Linked DNA regions of Homo sapiens: region 1 is linked to region 2. A link is a loop called in an ENCODE intact Hi-C map of the cell type or tissue named here. Cell type or tissue: PC-9. All regions are shown on one strand. Links, peaks and the distances in the headings refer to the core of each region. The heading gives the core; the rest is flanking DNA.

Region 1 (9,001 bases), core at 2,131-7,130, 64 kb before region 2:
AGCTCCAATGAGCGGGGCCCTTGTCCGTCTCATTCATGTCGTAATCTCGGCACAGACTGCGCTTGTCACACAGCAGGTGCTCAGTGAGCAATTGCTGGATGAATGAAAGGTTGAATCAGTCCTGGCTGATTGAACCAGTCCCACGTTCTAGATATGGGACCTTGGGCAAGTCTCACTTTCTCGCATTCATTCAGCAAATACTTATTGAGCATGGATCTACTGCATGTTGGTTTTGGCACAGGATTCAAACCCAGATCTGACTGGCTTCTGATGCTGTTCTCTTTCTGCTTTTCAAGCTCTGCCCTTCTTGCGATGTTTGGGGCCTGGGGAAGGGGTCCAGCCCCACCCTCTCCCACTGGTCCCTGGATGTCATATATGCCAGTCTGCTGTGGCCCCCTGCCTCCAAACATTTGTGCACACAGAGCCTTCTACCACCAACAGCCCACTCGACCTTCAAAATCCGCTTCTAGGGTCACGATCGCCTGAAAGCCATCCCCATAGCCCTTGGCAGAAGTGACTCTCCTGTCACACACTTGGCTGGCATGGAGATGCAGCACTGTCCACCCTGACCCTGCGCTATTTATGCACGTGGCTCCTGCAGCGTCCCCGCCCCACCCCCAGGGCTGCCAGGGCAGGGCCTGGTCTGATTCATCGCTGTAATGGTTGGCCTTGATTAATCTTTCTCTGATCAAACCCTGCAGCAGCTCCTCTTCACGCTCCAGTGCCCAGCCAATCAGGGCCAGGCACTCAGGGCTGATGCATGCTCGGAGCAAGGCCACCGGAGTGGGGGTTCTGCCTGGATCCCCGAAATCATGGCAAGAGAATGGGCTGCTAGGTGTGAAGGGCACAGCCTGGACACTCTCTCCTCTCCACTCTAGCCCAGCAGCGGCATGGCAAAGAGGGCCCTGGGGGCGGGCAGTGGAAGGTCACAGGGCAGATGGGCTATGGGGTGAACTGGGAAAGGACAGTGTGGCCCCGGGGAGGACAACCACACAGCTCAGAGCTGTCTGGACATCGTCTACTTCAGCAGAATTCCAAGGTGAATGTGAGCGTGCAAGGAGAGCCACCGGCCCTGCGTGGCCTGGTCTCAGGCTGGTGCCAGGGCTGGGCTGAGAGGCAGGAGACCTGGGTTCTAGTCCCCGCTCTACCACTGATTTGCTGTGTGACCTTGGGCAAGCCCCTGCCCCTCTCTGAGTGCCAATGTGTACAAGGAGAGGATTGAGTCAATGTGGAACTGACCAGCATGAACACCAGAGGCTGGAGAGCCAGATCTCCAGCCCAGCCACATCTCTGAGTGGGTCAGCAAGGGACCCTAGGTGGGGCCACTGCCTTGCCCTGCCCTCCTGTCCCTGGCTTAGGCTAAATGGGGCACAGTGGGGTGACCAGGCATCCTCTCCCCTGTGAGCTGCCCTGTCGTCTTCTCAAGTGTCCCTCTCCCTGTCCCATCTACCCCCAAAGCTGTCAGGCTGCCAGCAGGGAGCATCAGCTGCCATGACGGAGCATCCTGCGTCATAGTGAGTCAGAGCCCTCCTTCCAAGCCAGATCCAGTCACTCCGTGACAGGAAGAAGAGAAGGACACCACTGCCTTTACAAGCCCAGGCCACACAGGACGGGACCCCAGAGCCTGGCACAGGCAGATCCGCCTTTCCTTCTCCACACAAGGGCAGGCACACACCTGGCACCAGGGCATCCAAGGTGATAGCAGGCTGTCCTTTCTGAGCCACCCTCTCCAAGGCCAGACCTGGAGGGTACAGTTAGGGGGGCTCTGAGCAACTGTGACTGAATACAGCGCTGACTCAAGGATTGGCACATTTGTCTTGTTCACACTGGCACACAGTAGGTGCTTTATATGCATCTGTTGAACGGAAGTTCTCAGACTTCCCTGTGGCTGTCGGGAAGCTGTGGTGGAGTAATAACACATCATACCTGTTTGTGTTCACTATCACTATTATTTATTTTTAGTCCTAAGTTGAGTACCTACTACGTGCCAGTGATTTTGCATATATTAATTTCATCAGCCCTCACAGCAATCCCACGAGGTGGGATTTTTACCCTAAGTTAACAGATGAAAAATCTGAGACTCAGAGAGGCGAAGCAACTTACCCAAGGTCGCACAGCTTGTGTGAGCTAAGCCCTCATTCACCCAGGTCTGCTGACACCAGGGCCAGGCACAGAACCGCTCTCCACCCGGACTTTACTGGGCAGAGAGCACCTAGCTTAGAGAAAGAGAAAGAAGTCAGCACCCACTCCCTGGCTCAGCTGCTCTGGCAGTGCGCCCTGGCCCAGATCCTGCCCCTTGAGAGGCCTCCAGCCCTATCCCACGCTGCTGCCTCAAACCTTATTCATTCTTTTTTTTTTTTTTTTTTTTTTTTGAAACAGAGTCTCACTCTGCCGACCAGGCTGGAGTGTAGTGGCACGATTTCGGCTCACTGCAACCTCCACTTTCCCGGGTTCAAGCAATTCTCCTGCCTCAGCCTCCCGAGTAGCTGGGATTACAGGCTTGTGCCACCACACCTAGCTTTTTATTTATTTATTTATTTTGAGATGGAGTTTCTCTCTTGTAGCCCAGGCTGGAGTGCAGTGGCATGGTCTTGGCTCACTGTACCCTGGGTTCAAGCAACTCTCCTGCCTCAGCCTCCTGAGTAGCTGGGATTACAGGCGCCCACCACCACCATGCCTGGCTAATTTTTGTATTTTTAGTAGAGACGGGGTTTCACCATGTTGGCTAGGCTGGTCTCAAACTCCTGACCTCAGGTGATCCGCCCACCTCGGCCTCCCAAAGTGGTGTGATTACAGGCATGAACTACTGTGCCAAGCCCACACCCAGCTAATTTTTTATATTTTTGGTAGAGACGGAGTTTCACCATATTGGCCAGGCTGGTCTCGAACTCCTGACCTCAAGTGATCTGCCTGCCTTGGCCTCCCAAAGTGCTGGGATTACAGGCGTGGGCCACCGCGCCTGGCCCCTCCTTATTCATTCTTCAAAACATTTCTCTGCTGCCACCAGTGAACCTGGCTGCCTCAACTGGAAAACAGACACAAGAGTGCCTGCCCTGCCTGATGCACAGGTGGGCATGAAGGAGAGAGCGAGATGCTATGTGTGAGTGAGGGTCTCAGACACTGACATTGAGTGCTGTGTGCATGGGAAATTTTGCTAAAGGATCTTCACACCTCAGGAGCTGGGATGTGTGTGTGTGTGTGTGTGTGTAAATGCAAGCGTGCTTCAATGTGAGTGTATAACTGTCATTGTGTGGGTGTGAGTGGGTATGTACACATGGGAGACTGTGTATTCATGTGTAGGTATGTGAGTGTGTGTGCGTGTATGTAAATGCAAGTGTGCATATATATGTGTGTGTATGACCATCAGTGTGTGAATGAGGGGTATGTACACATGGGAGAGTGTGTGTGTAGGTACGTGCGAGTAAGTGTGAATGACTACAGAGGCCGTCCAGGGCTGGGGAAAAAAACCTGTGCCTCAGTTTACTCTGCCCTAGACAAGCCCTGAGAGGCAGCCTTGCCCCCCTCTTCAACCATCGCTGGAGACCCTTCATCCCGCCGCCAGGCCACCAGCGCACTATCTACCCGCACTCTCTCTACCCCACCTCTGGGCATATATTATTTTGCATATGTTAATTTCAATAGCTCTGAATGAGGCGCTGACAGTCAAAAGTCGCTGAACTCACAGCTTAGGGCTCTCAGGCAAGGCCTCTAACTTCTGCGAGCCTCACTTTCATCCTCTAAAAATAGGCCCAATGGAACTGTTGTTCTTGCGCGCACCCCTCCTCGCTCCCAAGCCTTCGTGCCCAGTCGTCGTTGGTGTGGTTAAATTCATGTTGTTTACTTTGTGCCCCAAATGCCAGGAGTCTCCCCGCCCCCTCTGTCCCCTTCCCTGACCTTCAGCCCGGGCAACCCCAGGAGGTGGGGGAGCCCCGAAGGGACAGAGATGGCCCTCCCGCGCGCTGCGGCCACAGGTGTGCCCGAGCCTCCCGGCTGCGCTCCCCCGGGCCCCGCCCGCCGCGCCCCGCGGTGTCGCCCTCCCCTGGCAGCGGCGGGCACTGCGCGGGAGGCGGCGGCGCGAGGCGAGCCGGGCGCGGCGGCAGCAGGGACGACCCAGGCTGGAGCTGAGGCCGAGCTGAGGGCGCCCGAGCCCCCCGCCCCGCCCGTCCTCTGGCTCCGCAGCGCTCAGCCCCGGGCCCGCGGAGACATGAACGCCCCGCGGCCCCACGCACCCCGGGCGCAGCGGCCCGGCCCCGCGGCCCCGTGATGGGCTCCTGCGTGTCGCGAGGTGAGGGGGCCCGGCCGGGGGCGGGGGGATCGGGTGCCGGGGACCCGCGCAGTCCCCTCGCCGCTCGGAGACCTGGGGGATGGGGCTGGCGACCCGCCCTTCACGGCCCCGCCGCACCCCTGGGGACGCGGCGTCCTGAGGGGGACAGAGCTAGGGACGGTAGGGGGCGGGGGCAGCGCAGAGAGCGCACGTGCAGAGGTCACCGCATCCCCGCCCCAGTTTGCAGCCCCGCAGGTGACACGAAGCAGGGTCCCGTGCCGTGCCGCGCTCTCATCCCTACAGCCACACACCCCCTGCCGGGTGCCTGGGAACCAGCTCTGGTTCTTCCTGGCTTCCCGGAGGAACTGCGGGCACCGGGAGAACTAGCAGACCCTCCCTTTCCCACCCCTCCCCAAGACACAGGTCTTACCAGCTCACCCCCACAGCCCCTTCCCACGTCTTACCGGGTGCCCCCATCTGCAGAGCCCCTGAACCCTGTTGGCAGGAAAGGGTTAATGGTGGGGCACAGGTTATAAAGAAGGTTCCCCTGCCCCCTAATCCTCCTCCCCACCCCCATCCTTGGACAGGGGACAGAAGGGCCAGAGCACAGCTGATGTTCCCAGTTACCCCTGGGCCTTTCTCTCTGTGTCTGACCTGTCACCCTCCACTCTCCCCCACGTGGTACCCAAGGAGGTGGAGGGGACCTGCCCTTGCCTGGGGGCCCAGGGCAGGCCCCAGCCTCTTCTATCTGTGAGGAGGGGACACACAGTCTTGCACAGAGATTGGGGGATGGGCAGTTTGGTCTTTGGAGCCCCCTACCTCCACCCCCACCCATCACCACCAGCTTTCCAACAGGCTGTTGGGCAACATTTTAGACAAGCGATTGGGCTGAGCCCTTCTCCCACCTTGGTCTGTTCACCCCACAGTGGGATCAGGGGGGTGTGACTGGGAGTGGGGGTGGCTTTGGCCTTGGTTCAGGCTCTGCAGGCTGAGGCCAAACCCACTGACCACCACCACACCCATCACCCCTAGTAGCTTACCCAGAATAGAGGGGACCTTGTCCTGGGGGTATTGAGCAAGGAGCACAATGACCTTCCCCCATCCTCTGGACTCGAAGGGCTTCTGCTCAGGAGTTCCTGTGGGCATTCAGGTAAGTGGCTCAGGATGTCTCTGGGAGGTATCGGGGTGGAATCCCGGCTGGGGAAGGGGAAGGTACAGGGTCAGGCTGTGTGGGGTTCCTTTACTTATCCATGCATTAAGCTGATATTAACATGATAGCTGCCGTGTGCCAGGCACCGTGTGCATGCTGGGCATCCAGCAGCAAGGAACCCAGCACAGCACCTGGTACGGGAGGCCTGCAGCCTAGCGGGAGGGGAAGGAAGTTTGAAGAGTGAGGAGTGCTGAGGGTTCTTTAGGAGCACCAGGCTCCAGAAACCCCAAAGGTTCTAGGCAGTCTCTGGCTGGGGCCAGCTCCAGGTGGAGGGGATCTGAGTGTTTCCTCAGTGTCCCTTCCCCTTCACTTGGCCACCCCATATCAGGCACCTTGGGGTCCCAGCCCAGAAGGACTGGCCTTTGAGCTGAGAACCCACTGAGCATGGGACAGAGGCCGGGGAGGAAGAGACGCCTGCTAAGGTCACCCTGAGAGGCTGGGGCCCAGGTCCTCTGACCCCACACCTGGGGCTCCCTCCACCGCCCCCTCTGCCAGGGCTCTTTGGGGCCACAGCAGCCAAGATACGCTCTCTCCACCCTTCCTTCTGCAGCCTGGGCTTCCTCAGCGCCCCCCAGATCTAATTGTATAGTCCAGCCTTGTCCCCCTCCTGAGAGGACGGGGCCCCTGGCAGTCTCAACATGCATCCAGGAAAGTTGGGTTGAGGTGAAAGGAATATGGGGAGCCATGTGGGCAGGGGACAGCCAGGGTCCCAGAGACTCTGGGTGGCTGCATCACTGACCCACCCTGCCCTCTCCTTATCACTGATGCTCTCCGAGTGCATACTAGTCTGAAAGTTTTAGGCAGATAAAGCTAGTTTGGGTTATATATGAACACAGTCCCTATCTTACAAGTGGGAAAACTGAGGCAGAGGGCAGTGGAGTGACTTGTCCAGGGCCACACAGCTAGGATAGTATAAGCCAAGATTTAAACCATGGCATGCTGACTCCACAGCCTAGGGCCTCAGTCTCTGCACTCACAGCCAGCCCTCGGCCCTGGTGCCTGCACCTGTCTACTCTCCTGGAGCTGCAGGCTGCTGTGGGCTCCTGAGCCCCCCACCTGGCCCCTGCACCAGCAATCGATTGCTAATCATAGCCTCTGAGCGCTCAGTGCCTCCTAGGCCAGGTAGGCACTGCTACAGAAGGAAGGGTGGAGGGAGTGCGTCCACCCTTGGCCAAGGCCAAGGATTGCAGGCCTCAGGCTGATGCCCATACTGAGCCCAGAGCTTGCACCCAGCTGGGGCCACCCAGCCAAACCCCAAAACCTAGGTCAGGCCACACCTGGGAAAATCACCCCATCCCAGCATCGGCAGCAGTTAGCGTCTGCCTAGTTGGTAGAGAGGCTAGGAGTGCAGAATACGAAGCAGGGCTCCACCATTTACTAGCTCTGTGACCTCAGCAAGTGACTTGACCTTGTGTGTGTATCTCAGTGTTCCCATCTCTAAAATGGGAATTATAATAGTATTGATGTCATAGGGTTGCTGGGCGGACTAAATGGCTTAATTCATGTAAGGCATTCAGACCAGTACCCAACACATAGTAAGCACTCGTACATATTAGCTATTGCTCTCATTTTTACTTTTAATTTTAATATTGTATATATTATAATAGAGACAGGCTCTCACTATGTTGCCCAGGCTTATCTCGAACTCCTGGCCTCAAGCCACCCTCCCACCTCGGCCTCCCAAAGTGCTGGGATTACAGGTGTGAGCCACTGCACCCGGCCTTTAATTTTTATTACCTGTCTGTGCAGACAGCTAATGTGGGCCTTCATGGCTGGAAGGGGAAACCTACAGAGGTTTTAAGCCACATCCTGCCTCATGGGAAAGGCAGCGGGTGGCAGGCACTCGAGGTGCTGAGGACATTGAGAAAGTGATTGGGACCAGATTAAGGCAACAAATGCTGTTTCCAGGAGCTATTTTGCATTCATTATCTATTTTTAAGCTACCGTTTGTTGAGCGCTTATCCTGAGCTAGGCTGAGCCTTTGCTCTCCTGACCTAGTTAGTTCTCATTCAACCCTGTGACAAGGGATGTGGGGCTCAGAGAACGGGAGGGTCTTCCCTCAGGTCACATGGCCAGGGCATGGAGAGGCAGGACTTGAATCCAGGTCAATGTGACCCCAGAGCCTGAGTGTGGAAACCCCGTCCTTTGCTTTCTTACGTCCCTATAGAGAGAGAGGTGCTATGGCTCACGCTTATAATCTAAATACTGGGAGGCTGAGGCGGGAGGATCGCTTGAGCCCACGAGTTCAAGACCAGCCTGTGCAACATAGTGAGACCCCATCTCTACAAAAAACTTTTTAAAAATTACCTAGCTGTGGTGGTGTGTGCTGGTAGTCCCAGCTATTTGGGAGGCTGAGGCAGGAGGATGGCTTGAACCCAGGAGGTCGAAGCTGCAGTGAGCTGTGATTACTCCACCGCACTCTAGCCTGGGCAACAAAGACCCTGTCTCAAAAACAAAAAGAGGTGCTAAGTATATGGCCAGTGCTTAGAAAAACAACCTCTTGGAACACTTGAATGGTCCCTATTTGTTGGGGGCTCTGCAACCAATGGCAGTCTGTATGGAACAGAGAGGAATATTTGCCCCCCTTCTCTCCAGTTCCAGGGGCTCAGTACCCGCTCCATGCCCTTGGTGCCATAACCACTCTGCCTCCTCACTCATGCCCCAGCCCTCTCCTCCAGGCCAACTGATCAGCCTCCTGGCCCCACCTTGGGGGTATCCAATGCACTGGGGGCCGGTGGGGTCGGGGGTGAGAGTAGAAATTAGAGACCGAGAATTTTCTTCTGGAAACTCAGACATCTGATCATGTCTGGGTGAAGGCACAAGCTCTAAGGGGGCCGACCAGAGCCACCCATAGTTTCCAAGTCCTGAGCAGTCCTACACCAGGCACTGAGGAAAGGGTAGGTGGGACCTTGCCCTTCGGGAGCTCACAGTCTGATGAGAGAGGTACAGCTTTGCCCGTGGAGTAGCCTAATGGGGGAGGCAGTATGCATGAACCCTTGGAAGGATGCCCCGAGGACCCTGTCTGGAGATCAGCACTGTTTAGTGGTTGGGGCACAAGCTTTGGAGTTTCACAAGGGCCGAAGTGTGACCCTCATCTCTGCTGCTTATTAGCAGGTGACCTTGCATAAGTGATTTATCCTCTCTGAGCCTCCGTTTCCCTATCTGTAAAATGGGCATAACATGTACTTTGCAGGATTGTTGTGTGGGTTAAATGAGAGATCATGGGTGAACAGGCCTAGGACAGACAGTACCTGACACAGTACTGTCACACCTGCTCAGTAAACAGTGGCGGCAAATCACTGCAGGCCAGACTTTGGCCATTAGGACCACAGGTGAGGTACCTAATCCAGCAGAGGCCAATCTGGGCAGGTTGCTTGTGGGAGGTGAGGCTGGAGCAAGATGTTCCCAGAGGCCAGGTCACAGGATGGGAGGGAGCCTGGGGAAGGAAGTGGGGAGGAGCTGGGGTGTGTGGAAGTCCTGGGGAGGAGCCCATTTTCTCTCTCCATCCTTGCACGGGGAGAGAAAGG
Region 2 (7,462 bases), core at 2,463-7,462:
CTGGGGGATGGGGGGGAGTCATAGGAAAAGCCCCCATCTCCCATCTGGGATAGGGACCTTCCATCAGCCTTAACCCTGGGAAATGCCTGCTGCCCCCAATGACTCTTGGTTTCGTCTCCCACATACAGAAGCAGGGTGGAGGGGAAGGGTGGGTCTCAGTTAGCAGGGGTCCCCAGGGCAAGTCAGCCTCCTCCCTCCATGCCTCTCTGGTCAGTGTGCCTTAGGGTGGCCTCTCACTCCCACCACTCTGGGCCCCTTGGGGGAGGACTGGGGAGGGGGCCGTGGGAGAGCCCTGACGCTGGAACCTGTATACACAATAAAGGACAGTCTCACAGACTTCTGGAGGCCGCCTGCCTGGAGTTCTCAAACTTAGGGCAGGGCTGGAAACCCTGAGAGAAACAGACACACCTTCTTTGAGATTTGGGGATGGGGGTTGTAGCTCAAGTTAAAGCTGAAGACCTCACAAAATGTGGGCGTTCCTCGGCCTCCTCCGTGGGCTCCCCAGACCCCCCTGGGCAGGAACCCCAGGATTGTTTCTGGAAAACCCTTGCAACACCTTCTCGTCCAACTGCCTGCCCTTCCCTTTTTATTATTTCTTTCCTTCCAGAGATATTTACTGTCCTGCTATGTGGCGGGCACTGTTTCAGTCCCAGGCGCAGGGACGCAAAGGTGGGCAGGCTGCACCGGGTCGCCTGCCCTCTTGAAGCCCTTCTTGTACCTAATGGGGATTCTGCGGCCCAGAGAGTCTGAGTGACTGGCCCAGGGTCACACAGCCCCAGAGGCAAAGCCAGCTGGAACTTGGGGGCGGGGGTGTCCGGGTTGGTTCAGGGAGCCTGGGGAGGGGAGCTCTCCGGAGGGGTCCCCCACCCCTCACACCCCCAGGCTTGCTCCCCAGTGCAGCTCCACCGGCTGCGGTCAGGAGGAGGGGAGGGGATCAGAGGGGGCGCGGTATTTCCAGCCTCCATGACTCACTGATTCCACTGGGCTATTTGCAGCCCCGACACTCATTGGCGCGAGGTTGGGGGAGGAGCCAGCCTGGCTCCCCCTCCCACGCCCCCCACCCGGGGTCAGGCTCACCTTGGCGTACGGATCTCAGCGAGCCCTCCCTCGGCCGGCCGGTGCTGGGAAAGGGGGCAGCTTCCCAAGTGGTCAGTGGGGCCGAAAACCACCCCCAGCCCCCAGCAGCCCCCTCCCCAGACAGCAGTTTGCGAGGATGAGGACTGCTCAGGGGACCAAGCGGCCGCTGGGCCGCTGGGGCACGTCGGGTCTGAAGGAGCCCTTGGCCGCCAGCCCGGCCAAGGTGACCCTGCGGTAGGGGAGGGCGGGTCGGCCGCGGGGCTTTCGCCGGCTCCGCCCCCTGGGCGCCCAGACTGGCCGCGGCGCTTTGTCTCCCAGCGCCCCCAACCCCCTTCCAGGCTAAATATAGGCCTGGCTGCAGGCCCTGCGCCCCGCCCCCACCCGGAAGAGTAATTATAGCCGCCCCATTCATTGAGCAACTAGTGTGTGCCAGGCGCGCCGCTGATTCCCACAAGAGTCCTGCAAAGCAGGTACTATGATTAACGGTGTGCCTAGAAGGACACGGAGGATCAGCGAGGTCAGGCAACTGGCCCAAGGTCACCCAGCCTGGAAGTGGCACGGTTGGGATGTGAATCCTTGCTATGGCTCTGGAAGGCCATCTGCTGGGTCAACCTGGATCAGTCGCCACCACCAATGGGCTGAGGCAGCTTCCCTCCTCCCACCCTGGCAGCCCCCACAGGGAAAGGGGGCTCTCGCGTCTTGTAGCTTTGGGGGTGGGCCTGGGCAGCAGGTAGGGGAAATTGAAAAGACGCAGCTCTCTGGGGCTGGAGACCTGTGAGAAAGTCCAGGTCAGGTAGTACCAGAGACTGGGAGGGGCAGAGAGGACCTAGAAGGTTTCCTCACTTTGAAGGCCTAGCAGAGGCCAAAGGCCTCCTCCTCCAGGAAGCCCTCCAGAGCCAGAGCACAAAGAGCCCAGGCAGATGTTCAGAGCCCCTTCCCAAACCCTGTCTTCAAAGTCAGATGGAAGTAGCGCATGCTCAGGAGCCTGAGGTGAGAGGATCTCTTGAGCCCAAGGTTTAGAGACCAGCCTGGGCAACATGGCAAGAACCCGTCTCTACACAAAATACGAAAATTAGCTGGTATGGTGACGTGCACCTGTGGTCCCAGCTAGTCGGGAGGCTGAAGTGGGAGGATGGCTGGAGTCCAGGAGATGGAGGCTTCAGCGAGCCGTGATCGCACCACCGCACTCTATCTTGGGTGACACAGTGAGACCCTGACTCAAATAAAATAAAAAATGACCGGGTGTGGTGGCTCACTCCTGCATTCCCAGCACTTTGGGAGGCTGAAGAGGGTGGATTGCCTGAGCTCAATAAATACAAAGTATTTATTTGAAATCAGCCTGGACAACATGGCAAAACTGCATCTCCACAAAAAATGCAAAAATTAACAGGGTATGGTAGCACATGCCTGTAGTTCCAGCTACTTGGGGGTTGAGGCTGGAGGACTTGCTTGAGCACTGGTGGTTGAGGCTGCAGTGAGCCATGTTTGAGCCACTACACTTCAGCCTGGGCAATAGAGTGAGAACCTGTCTCAAAAAAAAAAGAAAAAGAAAAAAAAAGTGACCTTTTGTATTTGACATCTTTCACCTCGCATAATGTTTTCGAGATTCATCTATATTGTAGCATGGACCAATAATCTTTTCCTTTTTAAGGCTGAAACATATTCTGTTGCATGGCTAGGTCACAATTTGCTTACCTTTTCATCAGTTGATGGATGCTTGGGTTTGGTTCCACCCTTTGGTTTTGGTGACTAGTGCTGCTCTGTGCACTCGTGCAGATTTTCTTTTTTTTCTTTTTGAGACAGAGTTTCACTCTTGTCACCCAGGCTGGAGTGCAATGGCGCGATCTCGGCTCACTACAACCTCCGTCTCCTGGGTTCAAGCGATTCTCCTGCCTTAGCCTCCTGAGTAGATGGGATTACAGGCGTGCACCACCATGCCTGGCTAATTTTATATTTTTAGTAGAGACGGGGTTTCACCATGTTGGCCAGGCTGGTCTGGAACTCCTGACCTCAGGTGATCCACCCACCTTGGCCTCCCAAAGTGCTGGGATTACACCGGCCACTGCACGCCTGGCCATTTGTGCAGATTTTCACATGGACGAATGTTTTCACTTCTCTTGAGTATATATCTAGGAGCAGAATTGCTGGGTCCTCTGAAAGCTCCATGTTTGTTTGAGGAACTGCCAGACTGTTTCCCAAAGTGGCTGTACCATTTTACATTCTCACTGATGATTTTACTTAATTCATGGTTAATGAAGGAACCAGTAAGATGTCACAAGCAGTTCAAAGAAGGAGGCAAAGAACAGATGATATCTGTAGGTCAGGGAATATTGAAATGAATGTGCACAGAGGTAACACTGGCTTCTTCCACAGTTGGGAAGGAGAGTCCACTGGACTTGAACAGGACAGGACAGAATCTGCTTGTCTGTAGACAAGAAGTATGTTGCATTCCTACGGGCTACTTACAATAGACAGAGTTGTAAAATAGCTCAAAGGCAAAGAAAAATGCTCACCCCCTTGAGAATCAGACGATGCGTAGATGGTATTGGATATGTTTTGTGATCTTTTTTGCATATTCCAAGTTTTTCACACCTCTGTCACCTTGGGCCTAAAGGAAATAATGTATACAGTGGTCCATTTCCAAAACAAAGTGGCTTGAATAGGTTTGAGTCCGCAAACTACAGAAGAACAGAATATACTAGGCCCCTGCTTTGATAGCCGGCGCCTGCTTGTCGGGGCCCGCTTAGTTGCCCTCACCCAAACCAAAAAAGTTGAGTCTAGAATGAAAGTTCACTAGCCTGCAAAATAGCTCGCTTTGTCTATTCTTATCAGCTTGCCTGACTACCTAGGTCATAAGTCAGATACTTAAGAAAACCCTAAGCTGGCTATGATTGCAATGTATTGTGGGCTGCAACAAAATGCAACAAGAAAATCCTAAAGAAAACACCTAAAAGCTCCTACCCAACAACCAATAGGCGACATCCAGGAAGATTGTGATCCTACAGTACTCAGCCTATGAGGAACCAGGGGAGGGACCTGCGCACTAGGGGATAAATTGCTTGTTGTAACTGTGCTGGGTGTGCCTGCCCACCAGACACCCGATCTCGTAAGACCATCATTAAAAGTCTCTCTTCCACTGTTCTATGTGCCTCTGAGCCCATTCTTTGGGTTTGGACAGGTAAGTTGGTTTCTCACAGGCCTGATGACCTGGTCTCACACCTCACCTTCCCAGAGCAACTTCATCACCAACCTATATACCAATGCAGCCCCATTGCCAGCCTCAACCTCTGACCAGAGCTCCAATGGGGAATGGGTCACCACCTGCCCACATCCCCTCCGGCATGTCCCACAGTCCCTCACACGACATCCGCCTCCTGAACCTGTCATCTCCCCATGTCCCCACTGGCTACTCCGCCTGTGTGCTCCATCTCAGCGAGGGCCCTACCACCCATTCAGTCTCCGGACACTCCCCACATGCTGCCGGGTGCCAGGCTGGATCATTCTTCACTCACTTATTGAACCGCTGTGACCAGTGTGTTCACAGCACAGTATGGGGCTGCAAGCGCAGTGCGCAGTCACATTGCCTGAGGTTTGGATTTGGGCTCTACCGGTTTCCAGTTAGTGACCTTGGGCAAAGTATTCGACCTTTCTGTGCCTCAGTTTCCTCTGTAAAATGGCAAGAGAAATCATGCCGACCTCACATGACTGGGGTCAGGTGAACTGATGGGGTGTGGGGTGTATATTCAATTGCCCCGTAATGACGACAGCTATAGTAACTGACGACATCAATAGTAATGATGACAGCTCCCTTTACGGAGCAAGTATAAGTGGTATAAGTGCCTGGTTCCTCTGAATCCTCACCAAGACCCCCCAGGGTTCAATTCTGAAATGTCACTTTGCTGGGTGCCTGGCATAAAGTAAACATTCATTATTCTGGATGAAAGGAGTATTGGTTAGAATGAGTCTGGCTTCTGAAAAACAGACCCACTGGTTGGCTGGCCCCAAGGCTTTAGTCCCAGACCCAGCAGGTCCACACCTTCCCTGTCCAGGCCTGGACCCAGTGTCCTCTAGTCTGATGAGAGGGCGACACCTGCTGGTGAAAAGCCGGATGTGCAGCCACAGGTCTCCTTTCTCCTTGAGGGTCTCAAACTCCCTCTGCAGCCTTGTCCTTGGGGCCTTCAGGAGAGTAGAATGGGCATATGTCGACCAGATTGTACTGCGTCCTCCTCTCTAGTCCAAACCATTGCTCTCCTTTCTCAGGATTAAGACTCAGCCTCCGGTGCCTCCTCCCTGCAGTCAGAAGGCCCGGAGGGATCCTTTCCAAAGGTACGTCTGGCCATGACGCTGTCTGCTCACAATTTCCAGTGCTGCCATCTGGGAATAAGATCTAAGATCTAAAGGTCTTGTTGCAGCCTGCCAGGCCTCACCTGATGCAGCTTCTGCCACTTTTCTTTTCTTTTTACTTTTTTGGTTTTTTTTTGAGACAGTCTTGCTCTTGCTCTGTCACCCAGGCCGGAGTGCAGTGGCGAGATCTCGGCTCACTGCAACCTCTGCCTTCTAGGTTCAAGCAATTCTCTCACCTCAGCTTCCCAAGTAGCTGGGATTATAGGTGCCCACCACCACGCCCAGCTAATTTTTATATTTTTAGTAGAGACGGGTTTTCGCCAAGTTGGCCAGGCTGGTCTCGAACTCCTGACCTCAGGTGATCTCCCCCCGCCTCCCCCTCCTTGGCCTCCCAAAGTGCTGGGATTACAGGCATGAGCCACCGCGCCTGGCCTCCTGCCACCTTTCTGATCTGTTTGTTTTGTGTGTGTGCATTGCCTGTCTCCCCCAACTAGAGGATAAACTATTTTGTGGCTGGGCCTCATTGTCTTATTCATTGCTCCATCTCATGGTTTAGCCCAAAGCCTGGCATTCAGTGGATGCCCAATAAATACTTGGTGAATAAATGAATGAATGACAATTACCCTAGCCAGACTGAACGACTGGTCCTTCTGCCCAGAGCACTCCCCACTTGCTCCCCCACCCCACCCTTTTGTATAGCTTAGTCACCGGTCAGATCTCATTTTCGGCATCACTTCCTGCAGGAAGTCCTCCCTGATCTCCTCTCTCTAGAGTGGGCTGGTTGTCCTCCAGCATCATTCTGTGTTGCCCTTACTGTTGCACTTCTCAGAAGCTATGGCAATTGTGTGCTTTCTTTCTGGCCTCCCCCACCTGGCTGTGAGCTCCTTGAGGACAGGGTTACATTTATCCTCTGTGTGTCCCCTCTGCCTAGAAGAGACGCTACCAGGATGAGAGGGTATATACCTTACAGTTACAAGCAAGAATATGGGCACCAGACTTGCCTGAGTTCTAATCTCAATGGTACCAGTCTATGGAACTTTGAGTCCATTCTTCAACCTCTCTGTGCCTCAGCTCTCTAATCTATAAAATGGTCACAAATACAGTGCCCATGTTGTTTCTCTGACACAGAGTAAATGGTCAATTACATGTTAAATGTTAGCAGCTAGTATTTGTAGGAACCTAGTAAAATAGTCATTGAATAAATTAATGACCAGATACGGTGGCTCACACCTATAATCCAAGCACTTAGGGAAGCTGAAGCGGGAGGATAGCTTGAGGCCAGGAGTTCAAGACCAGCCTGGGCAGCACAGTGAGACCTCTTCTCTACTAAAAGAAGTCAAGCTGGGCGTAGTGGTGCACCTATAGTCTCAGCTACTCGGGAGGCTGAGGCAGGAGGATCACTTGAGCCCAGGAGTTTGAGGCTGCAGTGAGCTGTGATTGTTCCACTGCACTCCAGCCTGGGTGATAGAGTGAGACTCTGTCTCTAAAATAAATACAGAAAAACCCAGTGATTTTTATCTGGGAGCTTTGAGACTGACTTCCTTAAATAGGTTGCTTTAGGGTTTCTCACAGTGCTGTGCATGCCTTAGACTCACAGACACCTTCACACCCACACCAGTAACTCCACCTCCTGCTCAGGGAACACGATTGCCCTGAGGGGTGAACCTCCTCCCCCCACCTTTTTTTTTTTTTTTTGCTATCCCTAGAGGGCAGCATGAGCCTGGTATGCAGTAGATGCTCAATAAATAACATGTCTTGTTTTCATTCGTTCAAACATGATACTCTATTTTTGAGTACCTCCCTCCCTTTTGAGAAGCCAGATCCCCTTATTTCCCATCTCAGATCCCCAGGTCCCACCTGGGCTGCCTTATGGGATGGAGTCTCCTGGAGCCAACTTCCCTGAGCCTCCCAGCCCCAACTGGCATGGCCCTCGAGTCTCCCCACGTGGTATCCCCTGCCTTTGCAGTGACCTACACACTCGCCTCTGAGCCAAGATGGCAGCAAGAAACCCGTTGCCCCTCCCCGTCATGCTGGGGCATTC

What was found. A loop is a pair of places that touch in the nucleus more often than their neighbours do. Peaks named below come from ENCODE experiments on the same cell type or tissue, not always from the same donor. Only the 100,000 strongest peaks of a DNase experiment are listed, where the experiment ranks them.
Region 1: a loop joins it to region 2, with 8 times the contacts of the local background. A loop is called at or near these places in 5 of 110 quality-filtered maps.

Annotation. Positions count from the first base shown.
Region 1 is chr1:16,068,705-16,077,705 of GRCh38, reverse strand. FAM131C (family with sequence similarity 131 member C) reads left to right here and starts at 4,055. Exons shown (of 7, transcript NM_182623.3): 1 at 4,055-4,285. The coding sequence starts at 4,264. RefSeq lists an enhancer at 3,293-3,792 and a silencer at 4,001-4,160. In PC-9, for the core only: no CTCF peak of the experiment used is centred there; no DNase peak of the experiment used is centred there; H3K4me3 peaks cover 1,393 bases.
Region 2 is chr1:16,006,903-16,014,364 of GRCh38, reverse strand. SRARP (steroid receptor associated and regulated protein) reads right to left here. Exons shown (of 2, transcript NM_178840.4): 2 at 5,558-7,462. It overlaps HSPB7 (heat shock protein family B (small) member 7), which reads left to right. Exons shown (of 3, transcript NM_014424.5): 3 at 1-336. Among named protein-coding and RNA genes, the nearest start is that of SRARP, 6.4 kb to the right of the region's middle. RefSeq lists silencers at 857-1,116, 1,267-1,476. In PC-9, for the core only: CTCF peaks have their summits at 5,006, 5,206 (motif pointing left) and 7,152 (motif pointing right); a DNase peak (open chromatin) is centred at 7,024.